3 separate regions of the Homo sapiens genome follow, and all the other regions are linked to region 2. The links are chromatin loops, found by intact Hi-C in ENCODE. Cell type or tissue: OCI-LY7. All regions are shown on one strand.

The links. Peaks named below come from ENCODE experiments on the same cell type or tissue, not always from the same donor. Only the 100,000 strongest peaks of a DNase experiment are listed, where the experiment ranks them.
Region 1: a loop joins it to region 2, with 10 times the contacts of the local background. A loop is called at or near these places in 7 of 110 quality-filtered maps.
Region 3: it touches region 2 in a loop (6-fold over the local background); 4 of 110 quality-filtered maps call a loop at or near these places.

What each region holds. Positions count from the first base shown.
Region 1 is chr22:22,055,989-22,063,988 of GRCh38, forward strand. It overlaps IGL, the pseudogene IGLVIV-66-1 and the pseudogene IGLVV-66. Among named protein-coding and RNA genes, the nearest start is that of TOP3B, 77 kb to the left of the region's middle. RefSeq lists enhancers at 1,009-1,772, 1,773-2,536. In OCI-LY7, CTCF peaks have their summits at 4,749 (motif pointing right), 4,959 and 5,866 (motif pointing left); DNase peaks (open chromatin) are centred at 2,843, 4,773 and 5,863; H3K4me3 peaks cover 926 bases; H3K27ac peaks cover 2,642 bases.
Region 2 is chr22:22,152,888-22,160,887 of GRCh38, forward strand. It overlaps IGL. Among named protein-coding and RNA genes, the nearest start is that of VPREB1, 88 kb to the right of the region's middle. RefSeq lists a silencer at 2,779-2,921 and an enhancer at 4,031-4,190. In OCI-LY7, CTCF peaks have their summits at 4,006 (motif pointing right) and 4,215; DNase peaks (open chromatin) are centred at 4,034 and 4,514; H3K4me3 peaks cover 1,371 bases; H3K27ac peaks cover 4,176 bases.
Region 3 is chr22:22,295,209-22,303,208 of GRCh38, forward strand. LOC105372952 (a long non-coding RNA gene) reads right to left here and starts at 2,944. Exons shown (of 3, transcript XR_938055.3): 1 at 2,474-2,944; 2 at 587-757. It also overlaps IGL and the pseudogene BMS1P20. RefSeq lists a silencer at 2,737-3,036. In OCI-LY7, CTCF peaks have their summits at 2,394 and 3,396; DNase peaks (open chromatin) are centred at 2,463, 2,913, 3,386 and 4,249; H3K4me3 peaks cover 3,472 bases; H3K27ac peaks cover 1,879 bases.

The DNA of each region.
Region 1 (8,000 bases), 97 kb before region 2:
TCCCGAGTAGCTGGGACTACAGGCACCCACCACCATTCCCGGCTAATTTTTCATATTTTTTGGTAAAGACAGGGTTTCATCATGTTAGCCAGGAGGGTCTTGATCTCCTGACCTCATGGTCTGCCCACCTCGGCCTTCCAAAGATCTGGGATTAGGAGGCATGAGCCACCGCACCTGGCCCTGAAGAGTGTTTTCTAACTTGGTTCCATTCTCCCCGTCACTCTCTGGTACAACAATCAAACATATATTTGGTCTTTTCCCGTAGTCCCATATTTTTTGGAGGCTTTGTTCATTTCTTTTCACTCTTTTTTCTCTAATCTTGTCTTCTTTGTTTATTTCATTAATTTGATCTTCAATCACTGATATCGTTTCTTCCACTTGATTGAATCGGCTATTGAAGCTTGTGCATGCGTCACGAAGTTCTCATGCCATGGTTTTCAGCTCCATCAGGTCATTTAAGGTCTTCTCTACACTGTTTGTTCTAGTTAGCCATTCGTCTAACCTTTTTCAAGGTTTTTAGCTTCCTTGCGATGGGTTAGAACATGCTCCTTTAGCTCAGAGAAGTTCGTTATTACCGACCTTCTGAAGCCTACTTCTGTCAACTCGTCAAACTCATTCTCTGTCCAGTTTTGTTCCCTTGCTGGCGAGGAGCTGTGGTCCTTTGGAGGAGAAGAGGCACTCTGTTTTTTGGAATTTTCAGCTTGTCTGCTCTGGTTTCTCCCCATCTTTATGGTTTTATCTACCTTTGGTCTTTGATGTTGGTGACCTACAGATGGGGTTTTGGTGTAGATGTCCTTTCTGTTGATGTTGATGCCATTCCTTTCCGTTTGTTAGTTTTCCTTCTAACAGTCAGACCCCTCGGCTGCAGGTCTGTTGGAGTTTGCTGGAGGTCCACTCCAGACCCTGATTGCCTGGGTATCACCAGCATAGGCTGCAGATCAGTAAATATTGCTACCTGATACTTCCTCTGGAAGCTTCGTCCCAGAGGGGCACCGCCTGTTTGAGACGTCTGTCGGCCCCTACTGGGAGGTGTTTCCCAGTCAGGTTGCATGGGTGTCAGAGACCCGCTTGAGGAGGCAGTCTGTCCATTCTCAGAGCTCGAACACCATGTTGAGAGAACCACTGCTCTCTTCAGAGCTGTCAGACAGGGACGTTTAAGTCTGCAGAAGCTGTCTGCTGCCTTTTGTTCTACTATGCCCTCCCCCAGAGGTGGAATCTACAGAGGCAGTAGGCCTTGCTGAGCTGTGGTGGGCTCTGCCCAGTTCATGCTTCCCTGCCTCTTTGTTTACACTGTGAGCTACTCAAGCCTCAGCAATGGCAGGTGCCCCTCCCCCCATCAAGCTGCAGTGTCACAGGTTGATCTCAGACTGCTGCACTAGTAGTGAGCAAGGCTCTGTGGGCCTGGGACCTGCTGAGCCAGGCAACGGGAGGGTATCTCCTGGTCTGCCGGTTGCTAAGACTGTGGGAAAAGCGCAGTATTTGGTCAGGAGTGTACCATTTCTCCCAGTACAGTCTGTCAGGCTTCCCTTGGCTAGGAAAGGGGAATCCCCCGACCCCTTGTGCTTCCCGGGTGAGGTGACACCCCACCATGCTTCAGCTCTTTGGGTTGCACCCACTGTCCAACTAGTCCCAATGAGATGAACCAGGTACCTCAGTTGGAAATGCAGAAATCACCTGTCTTCTGCGTCGATCTCACTGGGAGCTGCAGACCAGAGCTGTTCCTGTTTGGCCATCTTGGAAGAGACCTTCCCTGTGTATTCCGAGCCTTCTGCATTCTGCCATCACTGCAGCCTCCTCATGTTGGATGGACCTGATATTTTTGCTTTTCTAGTAATTCAGAAATCCTCAGTGGAAAGGCTGTTTATTAATATGAGTTATCTCCAGACAGGGCAAAGGTGTGGTCTATGGATGCTGTGGATTAGCAATGACCAGGCTCTCAGGTGACTCCACTCATGTGATTTTCACAGAAAGACTGCTGTCTGGCCAGTGAGCAGCACAGGGCACTGTGAGTCACACTCAGTGTCTGCACAGTGAAAACCCAAAACTTGCCACCCCCCCCAAACTCCCCAGGGCTGGGTAGATGGAGTCTGCACTCACTGACACAGATTTAGCAGCTAGATATGGTCCCAGCACCCCCACCTTCTTCCAAGTCCTGTGTGCCAGACACCCCGACAACAGCTCCCAGATACTGATAAATCCATCGGGAGAGTTGGGGGTAGGCAGTGGGAGCAACACACTTGCATCCATAACCCCTCCTTTGTGAGGCCACTGAAGGGGATAAGAGAGGCCTGGAGAAGCCATTCCAGCTCTGGACCTCAGGAGGGCTGTGTCCACTGTGACCTGGGCACCTATTCTCCTGTGATATTCTATCATTTCTCAGGTAGGGACAGGTCTCACGTCCTGGGGAAGCCCCCTAGCCTGAGTTCTTGCCCTGTGTTTCACTCTCACCCTTTGTCCTGATTCCTCACCCACGATCATCTTTGCTTGCAGGTTCCCTCTCTCAGCCTTTGCTTATTCAGCTGCCCTCCCTCTCTGCACATCTGAGAAATGCTATAAGACTTCCCTGTACCCCAAGTAGTGGCTGCATTGTTGGAGGCTGTCACATATTCTTGTACCAGCAGAAGTCACGGAGCCTTCCCCAGTATCTCCTGAGATACTACTCAGACTCAAGTAAGCACCAGGACTCTGGGGTCCCCAGTCACTTCTGTGAATCCAAAGATCCCTCGGGCAATGTGCAGGGATTCTGCACATTTCTGAGCAGCCTGAGATCAAGTCCGACTATTACTATTTTACATATCACAGCAACAGTGGCACTTTCACTGTGCTCCAGACTTACGGGGAAGTGAGATTAGAACCTCCCCTGCATTCTCTCTGCCTTGTGCAGGCAACAATACACTGTCTGGGACCGAGTGTGGCTCATCAGTAGCAGCTTTGTTGTTTGTATTTTTCATTCTTCAGTACAGGGTGGGACCTTTCTACTGGCCTCCATTAATAGTGAGAGTCAAACAAGACAGTCTGTGGGTGACTCCAAAGTCTAACTCAGGGTTTCCTTATGTTAGTTAGCTTGGACTACTCTTGGCTCCTCCCCAGAGATCTCAACTTCTCTGGAATTCTCCAGGTGCCACAAGCACTGATTTCAGTCTTGGCCTTGCACCTCCCCTGAGCAGCTTCTGACTCTCCTCTCATTACATCTCCATTTATGGCCTGTCACCCACTCAATGTGTTAAAAGGTAAAGCATTTTGCAAAGTACTTATCCTGAACTTTAGCCCCAAATCCACCCAGCTTCCCTAGCCCAGGCCAGCTCTGCTTCTTATGAGGCTGATGAGAGGTACAAGGGCTGCGACCCTTGCTGAGTCCATTCCTGAAAATGCCCCCAATAAAGCCTGATTAGTGCCAATGCCACAGGACATTGTTCTGTTTCCTTTGCAGGTGGTGCCCAGTGAGGAAAGTTCTTCCTCCTGAATATGAATATTTTGGAGCATGAAACAGCTGAGCTGATCTGGGGAGGGGAGGCAACCCCTTGTGATGGTGGTCAGATTGCTTGGTTGGGATTGTCACAGACCATGTGATAATGGGATTATATTGCATATCACAGATGCCCTGGACCCTCAAGTGTGCTGGGGAACTCTGGTTAAAGAATAGAAGTGATCCCTTTGTTCATATTCACTATGCTGGATGCCCTTTTGAGATCCCTGCAGGACGCTAACCCTCTGACTGCAGCAGCCTTGCCCTTTGATCTGAAGCTTTTATCATACATTGTCCTGCTCAGGGGATTTGGGTGGGGCGTTACTCCTATATATCATCACAAGAAAGGGATTCTCTGGAGACTAAATGCAAACTGGAATATCCCCTGGAGGCTGTCCCCCTGATTGGGAAATATGAAGAGACTAGGGGTGCTCAGTGTTTAAAATAAAACTTCAGAGAGTAGAGTCTGAGTGTAAACCCTTCAATTCCATTTAATCTCTACAAATGTATATAATGTCAAAACATAGTTATGTCATATATTTACACATGTGCACACAAATCTATTAATACATGTTCATAAGTTCACACATATGCTTTATGTTATACATATATGCATTTATACATCAACTGATGTTATTATAATCATAGTTTTACAGACTCAATTTTCCTTTGGGTTTTTCCACATTTCCCCACTTTCTTTAACACTTATTTCTTGAAAATTTTGGTGGCTGCTTACTGAGATTTTACTAAAAAAGAGCTTCAGAATTTCATTTAGAGTAGATCTTGTGGCAAATTCTATTTTTTTGATCTGAAAAAATGGTATTTTTTCTCTTTTTTATTTTTAAAACTTATCTTGAAGCATAATATGTAAAGTGAAATTTGCAGATCTTAATTGTAAATTTCAGTGTGCTTTTTATGAACACATATACTCATGTGCCCCATGCGTACTCACAACATTTCCATTGCTGCAGAATTAAAACATTTTGTTCTAGTCAATGAAATTATTCCATTACAGAATAGATATGTGTACCACATAGAATGTGTACCTGAGACACACTTCCCCTGGGGACTCCTTATAAAGTGCGGTGAATTGTGTGTCTTTTTTCCCATTGAGGAGGCCAGTGTGGAAAACTAAAGACTGAGATGATGTAGAAAACTGCCCTGAGAGGGAACCTCACTCTGCCCTGAGGTAGGGAGCCAGCACTGGTCAAGGCCCCGGTGGAGGATGGCAACTCTGTTGGGTCCACCTGGCCTCTGGTCACAGGCACGATGGACCTGGGCCTGGGCAGCAGGGGGCGCTGTGGGGCTGGCACTTAGAGTCTGTGGGGCTCTTAGCTGGGAAATGATACCTGGCCCTGGCCTCTGCCTAGGGCTCACTGGGGCCAGCAGCTGGGTCCTCTCTGGGCCCTTTGGGAGCCTCAGTCCAGGTACATCCCAGGCCTACTCTTCCCAGAAATGACCCAGCCACTGGGACTGCACACGGGCCCAGGGAGGGGCACGCTTGGGCAGGGGAAGAGGAGCACATTTGCATGAAAGGCCCATCTCTCTCCTCTAAGGCTAGAGGGTGAACACGAGAGACCTGCCGCGTGGCTTCCTCTGCAGAGATCCGGGGAGTCTGCACCATGGCCTTGACCCCACTCCTCCTCCTCATTGTCCTCCTTCACTGCACAGTCCAGGACAGCACAAAGCATCCTGATCCCCCAGCTCACTGACACCACCTCCCAACTCATGCCAGAACTGTCCTTCCCTGTTCTGCTTTATTCAGTGTATAATGGCTGTCTGTGTTTTCGGGATCCCTCTGGCAGCCCGTGCCGACTCAGTCGACCTCTGCATCTGCCTCCCTGGGAGCCCTGGCCAAGCTCGCCCACACTCAGCAGTCAGCATAGCAGCTATGCCATTGAATGCTTTCGGCAGCAGCCAGGGAAGGCCCATCAGTACCTGATGCAGCTTAAGAGTGATGGAAGCCACACCAAGGGGGCTGGGATTCCCAGTCACTAGTTCTCAGTCTCCAGGACTGGAGCTGACCACTATAGTGTCATTTCTACAATCCCGTCTGAGGATGGAGCTGACTATATCTGTGGTACAGATTGTAGCATTGGTGTGCCGTTTGGGTAAAGCACAGATAAATGGGGAAATGAGACAAAAACTGTTTTTCTACTCTGCTACCAAGGTTGAAAAATGGCTCTCAGAACCAGTGTCTGCTGACCTGCATACTCAAATATGTTATGTGTGTGTGTGTGTGAATGCGTGTGTGTGTGTACTTTAATTTTACGAGTAGAGAGCCAGATATTTTCTGATTCCTGCTTCAAGTTCCCTTGGAAACAGCTTTTTAGGCCAGGCCTCTAGGGAGTGCACTCTGATCTGTAACTATTGCGCAAATATTACAACAGAGCCTGTCTCCTCCTGCTGGTCTGGTGTATTGTGGCTATATAGGGGGGTGCAAAGAAATTCTCCTTTTCATATTCAGACACTGGGACTCAGCTGCATACCTCAGTCCTGTCTTATTGAGATCATTTAAATGATCAATCTTAGAAGAAAACTTCTGACTTAAATAAATTTTAGAAGTCTATCAACATGCTAGAAAGCATATTCCAGATAAATAAAAATAGAATAAAGATTTATAGAGATTGAGATGAAAAGCTTTAAACCCTTTGGGGGTTTCTGAAGGTATTCTCAGGTGTTCAGTGCCTGGGATTTGGGAGTAAGGGATAAGGAGGAGAACTTATTTCCAACACACTGAAGATGACAACAGATAAGCAGAAAGTTACCAAAGAAGGAGGAATAGAAATAGCCATGAATATCATCCTGGTAACCCTGATCTGGAATGAAGGATTTCATTTATTTACTTATTTATTTATTTATTTTCAAAATAAGTACATCTCATGGAGTCCTTGGCAAAAGCTGAAGGAAGTATTGCTTCAGGAAATATCTGTCCAGTAATTAGGAAACTACTAATGTGATTGAGCAGAGACTTCATTAACTTCACATGCAAAGAATACAGACTTGCAGAACCCTCCTGGAAAACCATGAAACAATACATCATCAACAATAACAACTATAGCAAAAACAGCAACAACATCAACCAAAACGCTTTACAAAAAAGTTCTAATTTCCAGAACTGTCACATTATATTATTTAAAATTTCCATTTGTCAAAGCAAAATAATGAGGTAGGTTCAAGACACAGGAACATATTGCCATATATAACGGAAAATAACAAAGAAAAAAACATTAAAAAAACAAAAAAATTAAAAGTTGACAAAAACTATTTTCAAAGAGGCAGAAACACTGGTCTTATTTGACCAATACTTCAACTCCATTATTTCTCCATTTGCTCAAAGAAATTTTAAAAATGTAAAAATGTTCAAAAAAGCATGAAAAGAATGTATCTCCAAATAAAGAATATTAATAAAAGATATAAAAGAAAGAGTCATTGAAATAAACATAGATTAATTGATATTATCCTATTACAGGAATAGAATGAAATAAGGGTGGAAAAATACGCAGGACCTAAAGACCCTCTTGACACCATCAAGTGTACCAATATACACATAATGAAAGGCCCAGAAGGGTAAGAGTGAGGAAAAGAAACAGAATAATGTAATTGAAAAATGGTAACCAAAACTTTCCCAAATTTGACAAAAAGAAACATACTCAATCCCTAAAAAGTTCAATAAACCTTAATCAGCATTAATCGGAACTCATAGATATAAAACTTATGGAAAGCGTCATGGTGGGATAAAGCTTACTAAGTTCTAAAAAGTCAAATAGACAAAGACGGTTACACCAAAAGTGTGTCAATTTCTGTTTCCTGCCATGATGCAATAGATGGAGTTCTTACACCATAAACAACACTTTAAGACATAATCGAGTGCATGTAATGACTATTTCCAGACAGTGAATATTGGCCAACAGGGATAACTTGATTATGTAACCTCAGAGAAAGGACCCTAACACGCAAATGAGCACTGCAGTGGACACGGATTTCTTTTTCTTCACTTTTTTTTTTTCGAGTTAGGGTCCTGCTCTGTCGCCCAGGCTGGAGTACAGTGATGTGATCTCCGCTCACTGCAAACTCTGCCTCCCAGGTTCAAGCAATTCTCCTGACTCAGCCTCCCGAATAGCTGAGATTATAGGCACTCACCACCATGCCCAGCTAATTTTTTTGTCCTTTTAGTAGAGAGGGGGTTTCGCCATGTTGGTCAGGCTGGTCTTAAACTCCTGACTGATCTGCCCACCTCGGCCTCCCAAAGTGCTGGGATTACAGGTGTGAGCCACTGCACCCAGCCAACACAGATTTTTTTTTTTTAATTATACTTTAAGTTTTAGGGTACATGTGCACAACCTGCAGGTCTATTACATATGTATACATGTGCCATGTTGATGTGCTGCACCCATTAACTCGTCATTTAACATTAAGTATATCTTTTTTTTTTTTTTTTAGACGGAGTCTCGCTCTGTTGCCCAGGCTGGAGTGCACTGGCTCTATCTCGGCTCACTGCAAGCTCCGCCTCCCGGGTTCACGTCATTCTCCC
Region 2 (8,000 bases):
AATAACTTGTTGTTACATGATGCTAGCTGCAGCTTAAATTTCAGATCATGAGTGTTGTTAATATTATATAGTTGGAATTAGTTCTGAGATCAATGAATCAATGCTGTCTTACTGTTTTGTCTTTAATTTTTATACCACATTTATTTTGTGAGTGGATTTCATAAAAGGAAGTTGCTTTATGTTGCCAAGCTCATTATCTTGGGTTTTTGTCCAGAGCTGAATTCCCTTTTTCATCAAAGGACAGAGAGAGCCCATTATAAACTATTGAGTAATGCTGATTTGATGGGTAGGCCACTTACCTTTAAGTGGAAAGGAGGCCAGGCGCGGTGGCTCACGCCTGTAATCCCAGCACTTTGGGATGCTGAGGAGGGCGGATCATGAGGTCAGGAGATCGAGACCAGTCTGGCCAACTTGGAGAAACCCTGTCTCTACTAAAAATACAAAAATTAGCCGGGCGTGGTGGCGGGTGCCTGTAGTCCCAGCTACTCGGGAGGCCGAGGCAGGAGAATGGCGTGAACCTGGGAGGCGGAGCTTGCAATGAGTCAAGATCACACCGCTGAACTCCAGCCTGGGTGACAGAGCGAGACTCCTTCTCAAAAAAAAATTACACAAAAATGTTAGACTAATAAATATTAATAAACACTAAAGGAAGAAATTTAGTGGAACATTTATCAGAGGCAACAGACCAGGAAGTTATAGTTACCCTGTGAAAAGGCATCATCTAGGATTCATAGAAAACATTTGCAAATTGGCAACAACCACCACCACAACAAACTAAAACAAATGAAAGAAATAGACATTTATACAGGGAAAATATAAATAGATAATAAGTGTAATAAATTTTGTGACTTTCCACTTGAAAACAAAGAAATGGAAATAAAACCTATGTAAAGAAGTGGTGGAGTGAGCCGAGCTGGGGTGGGAGGGGTGGGGGCATCCCAGGCAGAGGGAACAGCAGATGCAAAGGTCTGGAGGCTGGAGCAGGCTGTGAGGGGTGAGAGCAGCAAGTACATGAAGTCTAGACCACAAATCGATGCTTCACCCTCAAAAATAGCCTCTCACTGGCCACCACTCAGGCCCAGATACATGTGTAAGGTGGGCAGCCTTCAGGAAAAGTGACCGCAAAAGTGCACCACATTGGGAATTCTGAGGTGTTTGAGAAAGTTATGGATGAAGGGTGAGGTAGACTCTAGTGGGGAATGTCCTCTTGCCACTTGGACTTCTCTGTCTATTTCATGGGCTATTATCAACTTCTAAAGAGCCAGTGGTTTGGGTGCACATTTAGGTGTAAGTACCTCTTGCCTCAAGCCTTAACTCTCTTTCCAATGAGTCAAGTGAGCTGTTGTGTTTAAGTAACTTCTCTTTATTGTGAAATCTTTCCTATCACTTTAAGAACCTTCTTCTTCAGACCCAAGTAATCCCAAGGCACCTATAATGTCCCTCCTGGAGAAGACAAAAGGGTGTCTTCTATTTCTGTGTGGCCCGATATTTCAGGGCCCCTAACCAGGTTAGTTCAAGGTGCTCAGCATAACCATGAATCTGCTACCCATGTTTCTCAGGTGGGTCATAGGCCCTGGAGGGATTGTGGCTGTGGACCAAGCAGGGGGTGCTGTGGGCTGTTCTGAGAAGGAGGGTTTTGGAGTGTCCAAGCTGAGAACATAGAGGCCCCAGATGTTGTATGAGTAAATTTTCATCTGACAGAATTATATTTTCCTAACTGAAAACATGAAACAGAGATGTAACAACTGTGCCTCTTTGGCTCTGTCTTTGCATGCTGTCATCAGCCACTGAACAGGAGCTGAGAGGGAAGACATAAAGAACAGAAAACCCATGAGGGGGATGGTCCATGTGGGTGTGGAAGTGAGGGTGAGTGGGGATTTGGCCAAAGAGGCCTAATCCACAGGAGTAGAGTCTCATGTGTGACTTTCAGAATGAGCAGGAGTGAGATAGGTGGAGGGGGAGTGTTGGAACATCTCATCAGAGGTGAGAATCCATAGAAGGAGACACTGGTCATTACAGTCAGTGAGAAAAGTGACTTTAGCCTGAGCCTAAGGTCATTGGATCAAGGAAGGGGCCAGGAGGAGCTCCTTGAAGGGAAGCTGTGAGCTTGAGAGGCAGGCTGAGGCAGATCAGTAGAATGAGCCCCCGAGAAGGGCTCACAGAGTCACTGAAGGACTGTGAGGTGGCAGGGACAAGCTCACATGGCCTTTGGTCAGTGAGTCTCCAGCTGTAATGAGAATGAAATGGGGAAGATCTGGGACAGGAAGACAAGCTGGGGGCGCTGGTACCATCATGGGGAGATGATGGTGGGTGGCTCTAGGTTAGTTAGAGTTGGAATGAAGAGCAGAAAGCAGCTTCGTGATACCTTTATGTCATAAAATACATTTGGCATGGAGAGGACTTGGACTTTGTGCATGAAGGATATGGATGTTTCTAGGCTGACTCCCAAATGTTTCTAGGCTGACTCCCAGAAACTAGGATGTTTCTAGGCTGTTCCTGGCTGAGAATTTGGATGGTAACTATAGTCCAAAGAAACAAAGAACACTGAAATCATATCTTATTTTTTTTAACTCACAAAATAGAGGCAGGTAGATATTTATATGTGTTTTGTTGGCTCAATGATTTTTTTTAGTAATAAACATATTTACTTAGAAACTACTGGGTGTCTGTATGCTCTGGGATTTTTTTCTCCTGTCCTGATGACATCTCTTTCCTTTCTCTGGGTTCAGGAGTTACTTCCCAGGTTGTGGTGACACAGGAACATTCACTTTCCACAACTCCTGGAGGGGCAGTCACCTTCACCTATGGCTCCAAAATTGGGGCTGTCATCAGAGCATCTCGACAGCTGGGCCCAACAGAACATCTGGCAATGTCCCCAGGGCAATGGTGGGCACAAGCAGTCAGGTCCTGGGACCCCTGCACAATCCCCTGGTTCTCTTCATGAAGAAAAAGCCACTCTGGTTATAATGAGGACTAGACCAAGAATGAGGCCCAGTGTTACATGCTCGGTGTGGTGATCTGAAATATCACCACAGGGACAAATACAAAAATACAAGTGGGAAACTACACTCAAACCCTTGGATCAAGCCTCAGTCCTATGCTTCTGAAGCAAATTTCTTGTTTTTGGAGTCTGGTTTTCAACCACTGTAGACTCAGATCATTTATTCTTCAGGCCCCCAATGGGATCATCACAAGCACTTTTTCTATCAATCATGGCAGTCACTTGAGATCAAAGGTGAATTTCTTCTTCCTCAAGTTATAAGCAACACTTTGGCATATTTGGTGAACTTCAAAGAAAATGGCTAAGATAGAGGATGAGAGACATAAGAGGCTTCAGGAATATTTCAGCAGATGCAAAGCAGACTACAGGGTAACTCATTTCCCATATGATTTGATTGATTGCAAAATGTGAAATTAAATGCATACAAAGGGGAATGTGTGTCATTTTTCCTCTTAATGACAAAGTAAAAAAAAAGCAATAAAACAAAAACAAGCACTATTTCATGTGTCTTGATAAACTTGTAGAAAGTCTTATAATATCCACAATATCTAGGATACAGTAAAATAACTTTCCATATGAAGAACCAGAAGAACACAACTTAAATGAGAAAAGACAATTGATAGACACCAATACTGAAATAATTTAGGTGCTGATGTTATGTAACTGAGATTAATTAAGGAGTAATTATACAATTCCTTCAGTGAGCAATTTTAGACATTATTTTTTGAAGTTTTAGGTTCAGGGGTTCATGTGCAGGTATGTTACGTAGGTAAACTTGTGTCAGAGGGGACATTCTTGAAACAAGTGGAAAAGAAGCAAATCCCGAAAAGAAAAATAAGTCATAGAAACAAACCAAATTAAAATTAGAAAACAGAAAAATGCAATAAATTAAAAAGAACAGTCTGGAGGGACTCTGGAACAGGTAACAGTGAAATTAAAGTTCAGGCATTAGAGGAATTATTTACCGTTAAGTAGGGAAGAAAGTACAAACAATAGCCATCTAAGCCCAGCAGAGGGAGCTGTGGATCTTCTCAGAGGTGAGCAAGGCCGGAAATGAACTCCCGGGGCTCTCATTTATGGCTCCTGGGTCCATACTCACTGGCCCGAATTGGGGTTTAGAGCAGGTGCTTTCTCCCAAAGGGCAAACTCAGAGTTCCCAGCAGCCCATCCTCCCTGACAGAGCGGCTGCTGCCTGGCTGAGCACTCAGAACTTAGGGAGCCGGTGGTTTTGGTAGAGGCCCCATGTTTGCATAATGTCCTAACCAAACACACATCTACCCGGGGAGGTGACGAGGAGTTAGAGGAACTGTCCCAGGGTCCAGAAGTAGCCGGGGGTTCTGGGGATCCTTGGAAAGTCCACACCATAGCTTGGATGTCTATCCTCCCCTCTCTCCCTCCTCACTGCCCAGGTTCATGTAGATTTCAAAGACAGGACTTTGGAGGGATCTGTCTGCTGTGATTCCTCACACATAACATGTATCTGTTTTAGTTTCTTGGTTCAGTTCTCAGGCTGTGGTGACTCAGGAGCCCTCACTGACTGTGTCCTAAAGAGAGAGACTTATTCTCATGTGTGGCTTCAGCACCACAGCACTGAATTCAGCAGAAGCCTGGTCAAGTCCTCAGGACATTGATGTGTAACACAGATAACAAACACCCCTGGATGCCCACTTGATTCTCTGGCTCCCTCCTGGGGGAAAGCTGCCCTGACCCCTCAAGGGGCCCAGCCTGAGGATGAGGCTGAGTATACTGTGGGCTACACCACAGTGGTCCTTAGCACAGTGAGAGACCCAGATGGGGAAGCAGGACATGAACGAGCTTTTGGCTGATCCGGGGTACAAACATGAACGTAGGATATCAGGATCACGTGGCCAGACACCTGAGCTCTCAAGGACACCTAAATTTTAACTATCCGTAGAGAGAAAGGTGGGTGGAGGGGTGTAAATTGATTCCTGTATCTGTTTGAATTTTAAAGTGGAAAATATTTGTGAATCATTTGGGAGATGCAGATTCCCAAAAAGAAGAATTTATGTTTATATTCCAAACAGAACAGTAATAGTGAGATCAACTCTAAAGACTAAGGTCAAACACACTTCATCCAGAAAGATGGATCTCAAAAGATTTTGTTGTTGTTTTGCCTATTAAAAGCTAAGAGAGGAAATTATATTAATAAAGTTTATTTCATGTTCTATGTTAATAGTGTGTATTTCATAGCTTTTTAAGCATTAAAAATTATAAAAGTGTTAAGAGGGATTCTCTTCTCTAATGTTATATAAGAAAGTATCCACCTAGGAAAATATTTTGAAGGTCTAACCCCCAGTACTTCTAAATGTGACCTTATTTTTAAAATAGTGTTATTGCTTATGTAATTCTTAGGATGAAGCCATCCTAGAGCGAGGTGGCCTCTTGATCCAATGTGCCTGGTGTCCTTATAAGATGATGGTAGTAAGGAGATTGGAAGACACAGAGAGAATGCCGTGTGACGACGAAGGCAGAGATTGAATTTACACAGCTGCAAGATAAGGAGCACTAAAGATTGCTGGCAAACCACCAGCAGCCAGAAAGAGGGAAGGAAGGATCTCCCCTCAGGTATATATGGAAACATTGCCCTTTCTATGAATTTTGGGAGGCTAGCCTCCAGAACTGTGAGACAATACATTTGTGTTATCTTAACCAAACTTGTGTTTAATACATTCTGACAGCAGTTCTAGGAAACCAATACACCAGACAATAAATTACACAATACTTCTGAAATTGATTGTACTTCTTTCATTTTGGCAACCAGTTTTTCCATGAATATGATTATATCTGTGCTCATATTTCTAACTTTATAAATATGCTTGTAATTTAAGGTTAAGATAAGAAATCCTTGTGTCTTAAAAATCCCTAAATATATGAGAACTGAATAATAATATTAACATTATGAGATCTAATGGAAAATTGTAGCTTTTACATAATTCCACTTGTTCACTAGTATCAAGATGTGAAGGTGGGAAGATCACCTTGTTATTAACAAAACACTCCTGGTCATCTCTGTGGATTTGAGAGTGCAGGGGGAGACACCTACATATTGTTTGGGAAGTCACAAATGCAGCATGCCCAGAGCATCATGTACAACAGTGTGAGTTTGCTGGACATGTGGGCAGGACGCAGAACAGACTGGGGCATGAGGAACCACCTATCACCAAACCCACCAGCGCCTTCCTCCCTGGATCAGCCCAGAGCTGCTCAGACTTGAATGTGCACATGGATCATGTGGGATCCTGGATAATGTGGATTCTGATCAGTGGGTCTGGACTGTGGACTGAAATTCTGCGTTTCTAGAAGGCCCCTTCTTCCAAAGATCCACATACATGTTTTAATATTACCATATTCATAAGAATGGTGGGAAATAAGGGAAGCCACTTTCAGACAGAAACCAAATAGAAATTTATCTGAGAGGGAGCTAAAGGATTATGATCAAAGAGAAATCCCCAATTCCAGGCAGGGAGCTGATCACAGAGGGCAGATGGGAAGTTGGGAGAGGTTCTATTTTTTTTTTTTTAAGAAATAGAAATGAATGCAAACACAACTCAAACCTCCTCTTGATCCAACATCCCTGCTGGCTCCTGCCCAATTTCTGCACTGGCTTCTTCTCCAGTCTTTTCCCAAGCATGGACCCTCCTCACCCTCTCTGCTTCCCCATCTCAAACTCACAACTTCCCTTCTCAGTTCTCCTGTTTCTCTCCCTTTCATTCCACTTCCTTCTTCTCTGTGACCTCCTTAGACAATCACCAAAATATTTCTAGAAGAAAAGCCATGGGTATTTTTCATCTTTTCTTGAAAGTTGTCACTCACATTCCCTCTTCGTTCTTCAGCCTCTCTTACCCCTTACTACAAAAGATGCCTGAGGCCACTGTTTCTCTTTTCCATCCCCTCAAATAGCTTCTCCTTCCAACCCGTTTCTCTCCTCAGTTACTAGAGCATTCAGTGAAGCACTCAGTCAGGTTAAAGGATCCTCCCAAATGCTCACCCTGCTCTCTATGTGTGATCTCCTGAAGAATCAAGTAGGGAGAGAAACATGGCTTCATGAGTTTGTGGGGAAGTGGGTGCATGGCTGAACTGTCCTTGTTCTCAGCAAATGTACTTTATTTCATGCACAGTTTGTATATGAGACAACCTTCTCCTGCGGACTCCTTATAAAATGGGAAGAATTATGTGTTGTGTTTTCACAGAGGAAGCCCAAATATTCCATGCTCATGGGTAGGAAGAATCAATATCATGAAAATGGCCATACTGCCCAAGGTAATTTATAGATTCAATGCCATCCCCATCAAGCTACCAATGACTTTCTTCACAGAATTGGAAAAAACTATTTTAAAGTTCATATGGAACCAAAAAAGAGCCCGCATCGCCAAGTCAATCCTAAGCCAAAAGAACAAAGCTGGAGGCATCACACTACCTGACTTCAAACTATACTACAAGGCTACAGTAACCAAAACAGTATGGTACTGGTACCAAAACAGAGATATAGATCAATGGAACAGAACAGAGCCCTCAGAAATAACGCCGCATATCTACAACTATCTGATCTTTGACAAACCTGAGAAAAACAAGCAATGGGGAAAGGATTCCCTATTTAATAAATGGTGCTGGGAAAACTGGCTAGCCATATGTAGAAAGCTGAAACTGGATCCCTTCCTTACACCTTATACAAAAATCAATTCAAGATGGATTAAAGACTTAAATGTTAGACCTAAAACCATAAAAACCCTAAGAAGAAAACCTAGGCATTACCATTCAGGACATAGGCATGGGCAAGGACTTCACGTCTAAAACACCAAAAGCAATGGCAACAAAAGCCAAAATTGACAAATGGGATCTGATTAAACTAAAGAGCTTCTGCACAGCAAAAGAAACTACCATCAGAGTGAACAGGCAACCTACAAAATGGGAGAAAATTTTCACAACCTACTCATCTGACAAAGGGGCTAATATCCAGAATCTACAATGAACTCAAACA
Region 3 (8,000 bases), 140 kb after region 2:
CCCAGGTGCCAATTCCTGTTCCGGACGCCTCCACGCACAGGGCCCTGTCCCCCATGGTGTCCCCAGGGGTGCCTGGCAGCCTCTGAGGCACAGACCCAGAGTGCACAGGCCCAGGAACCACGGTGGGTGTGGGGGCTCTGCCATGCTCAGGATTCCCACGCAAACGCTGTGTGCCCTGCCGCATTCCAGTATGACCAAGAGTGGGTCGCCCTCTGGAGTGTGGAGTCAGGGAGAGGAGAACCACTCCTTCCTTGGATGCCAACTCTGTTGACCGCCGCCAGCAGTGCAGCCCCTGATAGCACCGAACTCGCCCCCGCTCCACGGCTAGTCCTGCCCTCAATAGCGCCCCCCACCTCCGTCCCCCAATGCCGCCAGTAGCGTATACCCGATAATGCCCTAACCTGTCCTCCTCCATGGGCACTGAAGCCCCAGAAAGCGCCCATAACCCACCCTCCCTGCTGTGGGCAGTGCAGCCCTGTACAGTGCTACCAACCAGTACCCCTAATGCAGGCAATGACACCCTGGATAGCGCCCCCAACCCACCCCACACTGCGAAAGGTGCAGCCCTGGATAGCCCCTGTCCTACCACTCTGTTCATGCTGCAGTCTCTGTCACCACCACCAGCAACCACAGTGAGGCAAGCCAGTGGGCCGCAGGCTCTAGCATCCAGCAGCCAGGCATGGAGCAGCTCTCGCTGATGGCCGGCTCCTACCACTCTGACCATGCTGCTGTCTGTCTCCATGGCCATCTTCTTTCACTACAAAGGAATAAAACTAGGTATCAATAAGAAAAGTAATTTTGGAAACAATACAATCACATGGAAGTTAAACACTACCCTCCTGAATAAATGACTAGCAGGTCAATGAAGATACTAAGACAGAAATTCAAAAATTTCATGAAACAAAGGGTAATGAAAACACAGTATACCAAAACTTGTTACGCAGAAAGCCATACAAAGGCAGAGATTTACAGCTACAAGTGCCTACCATCCAAACAAAAGAAAAACTTCAAATAAACAATACATCTTAAAGAACTAGTAAAGAACAAACTAAACCGAAAATAAGAAAATAAATAAGATCGTAGCAGAAACAAAATTGAAATAAAAAACACACAAGATTAAACGAAAAGTTGGTTTTCTGGAAAGCTAAACAAAATTGACAAACTTTTAACCAGGCTAAGAAAAGAGACAAGATTCAAATAAATAAAATCAACAGATTAAAAAAAGGAGACATTACAACTAATACTTCAGAAATTCAAAGGATCATAACTGGCTATTATATGCCAATAAATTGGAAAGCCTAGTAGAAATTGGCAAATTCCTAGATGCATACAACCTACTTAGGTTAAACAATGAAAACATCCAAGACCAGAACAGATTGGTAACAAGTAATGAGATTGAAGCCATCAGAAAAAGTCTCCCAGTAAAGAAAAGCCCAGGAACTGATGTCTTCACTGCTGATGGCTTCACACCAAACAATTTAAAGACCTAGTACGAATCCTGCTCAAACTATTTTGAAAAACAGGAGGGAATACTTCCAAACTTATTCTATGAGACCATTATTACTGTGATAACAAAATCAGACAAAAGCATCAAAGAAGGAAACTACAGGCCAGGATCTCTAATATTGATGCAAAAATCCTCAACAAAATACCAGTGAATCAAATTCAGTAATACATTAAAGAGATAATTCATCATGATCAAGTGGGATGTATCCCTGGGATGCAAGGGTCACTCAACATACAATGTGATACATCATATCAACCAAATAAACGACAAAAACAGTATGATCACGTCAACTGAAACCGAAAAAGCATTTGATGAAATTCAACATCCCTTCATGCTATAAATCCTCAAAGAAACGGGCACAGAAGAAACATACCGCAACATAATAAAAACTACAGGAAAGACACCCACAGCTAGAATCATATGGAATGGGGAAAAACGGAAAGCTTTTCCTCTAAGATCTGGAACATGATAAGGATGCCCCCTGTCACCACTGTTGTTTAACATAGTACCAGAAATCCTAGCTAAAGCAATCAGTACAGCCCCTGATATGGCCCCCAACCCACCCTGCCCCCTACCACCAGCAGTGTCGCCCCCCCGCAACAGCACACCCAACATACCCAAGCCGCCCCGCCTCCCCGCACCATGGGCATTACAGCACCCCATAGCGCCCTCAACCCGAAACCGCCACCCACCCCCCCACCGCCCACAGCCGCACAGTGCAGCCCCGGATAGCACACTTAGCCCACCTCACTGTTGCCAGCAATACAGTCTGGGATAGTGCCCCCAACCGGCTCCCCGCCAAAGGCAGTGCAGCCCCGGTTTGGGCTCCCAAACCATCCCCCCGTGCAGGCAGCACAGCCCCAGATAGCACACCCAACCAGCCACCCAAGACGGGCAGTGACGCCTGAGATAGGGCTCCCAACCGGTCCCAGGCCACCCGCAGTGCAGCCTGGATAGCGCGCTTACCCCAACGCCTTTCTACGCTCTGGCTGGCTGCAGTGTCCATCGCTGCCACCAACCACAAACAGGGCTGCAAACAGGAAGGATTTTATTCACCGTCGATGCGGCCCCGAGGTGTCCCAAAGCGAGGCAGTGCCCCCAAGGTCTGTGCAGAGCAGAACGCAGCTCCGCCCTCGCGGTGCCACCGGCCCGCCCGCCCGGGTCTGTGCTGAGGAGAACATTGCTCTGCCTTCGCTGTATCTCCGAAGTCTGTGCAAAGGAGAACTCAGCTCCGCCCTCGCAAAGGCACACAGCGCCGGCGTGGCGGAGAGGCGGACAGCGGCGGAGAGGCGGACAGCGGCGGAGAGGCGGACAGCGGCGGCGCGGCGGAGAGGCGGACAGCGGCGGAGAGGCGCACAGCGGCGGCGCAGGCGCGGAGAGGCGCACAGCGGCGGCGCAGGCGCGGAGAGGGGCACAGCGGCGGCGCAGGCGCGGAGAGGCGCACAGCGCGGCACAGCGAGGCGCCGGCCCAGACTCCACTCCCCAGCTGTGAAAGGGTAAGAACTGAGGGTGGCTGAGACTCGGGGTTGTTCAGGGCGGGGTGGGCTCTGGACCCAGCAGGCCCGGCACCCAGGTCAGGGCTCCAGGGGAGGCCAGGTGGGCGAAGGCCAAGAAGGGGCCGGGGCTGGTCAGGAAGGGCTCCTGGTAACCAGAGCACTTTGCGTGAGCCAGCGTGGGAGGAAGGTGGGCTGGATGAGCTAGGGAGGCGCCGGGAGGGGCCTTGGCAGAGGCGACCCCCTCCGTCAGCCCCCAGGCCACTGAACCCTGGGTAGCGAGAACCGACAGGGGAGGCTGCATACAGAGGAGTGGAGGCTCCCCGGCTTTGGGGGCTCTGAGTAGAAGCATCTAGGGGGTCCCTCAAGAGGCCCCCAAACGCCTCCCCATGGTGAGAAAAGAAAGCGCAGAGAGGGGCACGGCTGTGATTTCTTTTATTGCCCCAAATGTACTTCATCTTGGTAGATTTCTATTGGCTTTAAAAATGTGTGTGTTTTGCTGTTGGGGAGTGGGGTGTTATACGGATGTCAGATTTTGCTGGTTGACTGTTCAGATCTTTTGTAAATCCTTGCTCCTTTTCTGCCTAGTTTCACTCTGTCACTTACATTAGAGTGCGGTGGCACGAACATGACTCACTGCAGCCTTGACTTCCTAGGGTCAAGTACTTCCCCTGGCTTAACCTCCTGAGTAGCTGGTACTATAGGTGTGTGCCGCCACACCTGGCTAAATTTAAAATTTTTTGGAGAGATGAGGCCTTGCTATGTTGCCCAGGCTCGAACTCCTGGCCTCGAGCTATCCTTTGTCTTTGCCTCCCAGAGTTCTGGGATTACAGGCATGAGCCACTGTGCCCGGCCTCTGCCTAGTTTTAACAGTTGCTAAGAGGAGGATGTTGAAGTAGATGTCTTCTTGGTGGGTTAATCCTTTTGTCATTAAGCAGTTGTTATGGTCACTTCCTTTTCACCCCATTGGTGAAGGAGGGGTCCCTGCCCTAAAGTGTAGGAGATGGCTGAACACGACACCTGGCGTGGATGGATGAGATTGACAGCAGTGTTTTAGTCACATATACCCACAGCTCAGAGGAGGACACTGCATGCCACACAGGGTCAGATGGGCACCGCACTCTGTAGCGGAGTGAGGGCTGTGGGCTGAGGAAGCAGGCAGGCTTGATAGTAACAAGAGCACACAATGACCAATGGTTCCCGAGGGGGAATGCAGTTGGCTTGTTTGAATAAATTCATGGGCTGGCAGACAGGTGAAGTGAAGCTTCTTAGGCTGAGGTGCAACTGTTTGGCTGATAAAAGAACTAGCCAGGTGGGGAGCCTTTCCTGTTGGGTGGCAGGGTAGGGGGTGTCTGGTAGAAACAGGAAAACCCACGGCTAGGCCTTTGGGGCCCTGTGAGGCTCAAAGATGTCAAGGCAGCATAGGAAATTTTAGATCTTAAAATTCAGCGAAGACCCTCTCCAGCTCTGGTAAATTATTTTGCTTGAAGTCTACTTCATGAGATATTAATATATTCACTCCTGCTTCCTTAAAAAATTAATGATTTCACAGGATATCTTTCTCCATTCTTTTACTTTCAACCTACTTAGGTCCTTAAGTGAGTTTGAAGTTTCTTATGAACAGTATTTAGTTGGGCCATGTGTTTATTATAGGCTCTCCATCAATCTGTCTTTTGGTTTATTTAGACCATTTACATTTAAGGTGCTTATAGTTACATAATTGCTTATGTCTGATGTTTTTATTATTTGCTTTTTCGTTTCCTTTTTCTTTCCCTCCATCTTGATCTATTTCTGTATAATGTTGTTGCTCGTATCTCTTTGTATAGTCTTAAAGTGTTTGCTCTGGATGTTACAATATGTGTATTGTAATACAGTAGTCTACTGGTACCAGTATTTACCACTTCAAAGTGTGGAAACCTGCCTTGCATTTATGTCTCTTTACCTTTTCCACTTGTATAAATCACTGGCTTGAGTATTAGGTGGTGGTATAGTTTTTGTTTCAGTCGTCAAATGTGATTTTAAGAACTGTGGATTGTCTCGCGTATGTATCCACATTTCTGGTCTTTCCTTTGTCCCTCCTCCTATAGTCCCATATTCATCCCTTCTGCATAAGAACTTTCTGTAGCCATTTTTTTGTTTTGATTTTTTTGTTTTAATTTTTTGTATTGTGGAAATGACAGAACATATTTCTGTAGCCACTTTTTAGCATTTCTAAATTGACCAGTGACAAATTCCTATATTCTCTTCCTCTGAGAATGTCTTTATTTCTCTCTTCATTTCTGAAGGGTAGTTTCATGGGATATAGAATTTGCAGCGAACAGTTTTTTTGTTTGGTTGGTTTTTTTGTTTGGTTGTTTTTTTTTTAAACACTTGAAAATGTTGTGCCACTTCCTTCTGGCCTCCATGGCATTTGAGTTGGCGTGTCCCTACAGGCATTCTGCCATTTTTGGTCTTTGTTTTTAGTTTTGAAAGTTTAATTGGTGTTGCTTTCTTTTGGTATACTTTGAGGTTTGCTCAGCTTCTTGAATCTGTAAGTTTATATCTTTCACCAAATGTGGGAAGCCTCAGGAATTAGTTATTTGCATGCTTTCACAGCTCTGGTCTCCTATGGGACTCAGATAACATAAATGCGGGGTTATCGTCCCACAGGTCCGTGCAGCTCTGTTCATTTGTTTTCAGGTTATTTTCTCTCTCTTGTTTAGACTGGGTGAATTCTGTTGATCAGGTTTCAGCTTCTCTGATTCTCTCCTCTGTCGTCTCCACTTTTACTCAATAGGGCCCATCCAGTTAGTTTTTTTAAAATTTCTGTTACTGGATTTTATATTTCTGTAATTTCCATTTGATTCTTCAGTTTCTTTGCTGATGTTTTCAGTTCTTTGATTGTTGCCATAGGATTTGTAGTTGCTTGTTGAAGCATTTTTATACTGACTGTTATAAGTGATGAGTCAGATGGTTCCAACATCTGCCTATGTAATTTTTTTATTTTTGCAGGCAGTCCTCCTGTTTAGGTTTAGTCTGTAGGTCTTGGTCTACTTTGTGGGCTGTGATTCCAATGGCAATTTAATTTCAGAGCCTTCATGGTGTTATTTTGGTCTCTTTGGCTTATATGTATCACTGGGATTCTCCCACCAGTCCCTGTTGTTGCCCACCTGAGGGAACAGGGGAGCCGCCCTAGGCTGGGCCACCTGCTGCAGCTAGGTGGGTGGGGAATGGTGGTTGTCTTGGTGTGTGGAGCTGGTTTTCTTGTTGTGGGGAAGATCTCCTTTGATCTGCGGGGACTGAGTCTGCCTGGGTTGCCTTCTATTGCTACGTTGGGAGTTGGGAAACTCTGGGCCTGGGTCACCTTCCTATTGGATGAGGTCCAGGGAGACACCTGGCCACTATGCATTCCCTAGTCCTAGAGTCCCTCAGCAGCCTTTTTCTGTCCACCTTTTGGAATTCTCCATTGATCCTCTCCTGTCTATTATTTCTAGAGTTTGGGTTACATTTCTTAGGAGGGTATAATGTGTTATCTTCTCTAGACCAGAAATCCTTAGTGGTGGTTTCGGGTTGTAACTGTGCTAAAGGGAGAATTGGCGTATTTGTGATGTCGGGTCTTTCTTTTCAAATGAGGACATATCATTATTCAGTATATAATATTTACAACACCTACTTCCTTGGGTTGAAGAATGTGGTTAAGGCAAGGAAAGTACTTAACACAGTGCCTGGTGTGGAGAGCACTTACGAGTGTTGGTAGTGATGCTATTCCTTTTGTCCTTTGGTAGCCTATTAAAGCTTTTCTTCTTTTTTAAAAAAATAAAGTTCCGGTGCACTTCTTGTTAGGTTTATTCCTATTTTATCCTTTTTTGCTTTTATTGCAAATAGGAGCTTCCTATCTTTTATAACGTCTACCTGGTTCTTTGGCCCTTACGTGAAAATGTTTTAATAGCCTTCTAAACATTGTTCTCTCAAATGAGTTTTAATTTGCCTCTTTCTTTTGTTTTCCTTTTTTTGAGACAGGGTCTCACTCTGTCACCCAGGCTGGAGTTCAGTGACGCAATTATGGCTCACTGCAACCTCTGCCTCCTGGGCCCCCAAAGTGCTGGGTTTACAGGTGTGGGCCACTGCACCCAGCCTTACTTGTCTGTTTCTTTTAAGAGTGGGAACTATAATTGAGCCCAGAGCTCCAAAAACAAATGAAGAAATGAATGAGTGAATAAGCTCTTCCCATGGGTTTGGTGTGGTTTGGGACTCTACTCTTAATCTAAATGCTATGTTTTATATAATCTAAAATTTCCCCTAGGTGTGTTACACGATTGTGTTGTGTTGAACTTACATTGAGACTCCTTTTCACATGTGCTGGTTATCAGCGTGGGACTTTTCCATTCACTCTTTGAATTATTCGTTTGGGGGACACAGATAGACCTCTGTGTCTTTCATAAAGAGTGTCCATTGGCCGGTTGCAGTGTCTCATGCCTGTAATCCCAGCACTTTGGGAGGCTGAGGAGGGCAGATCACGAGGTCAGGAGTTCGAGACCAGCCTGGCCAATATGGTGAAATCCCATCTCTACTAAAAATACAAAAATTAGCCAGGCCTGGTGGCGGGTGCCTATAATCCCAGCTGCTCGGGAGACTGAGGCAGTAGAATTGCTTGAACCTGGGAGGCAGAGGTTGCAGTGAGCTGAGATCGTGCCACTGCACTCCAGCTTGAGTGACAGAGTGAGACTCCGTCTCCAAAAAAAAAAAAAACAAAAACAAAAGAGTGTCCATTATCTATACTAGAAAAATTGAGATTGGGATTTTGACATGAAGTGCGGAAATGTGGATTGGGTCCATTTAGTTTACCTAAACAGATGATGAAATACTAACTGTTTTACGAAGCATTCCCTAGTGCAAAGTTTTGCCTGTGTTTCTAGTGATGGGAACAGTGAGAATCAGACTTGGAACACGGAGCGCATTGTGGGCCTGTCGTGGGTGGGGCCAGCAGCACATGCATGCCGGGCTGACAGAGCAGCCTTTGG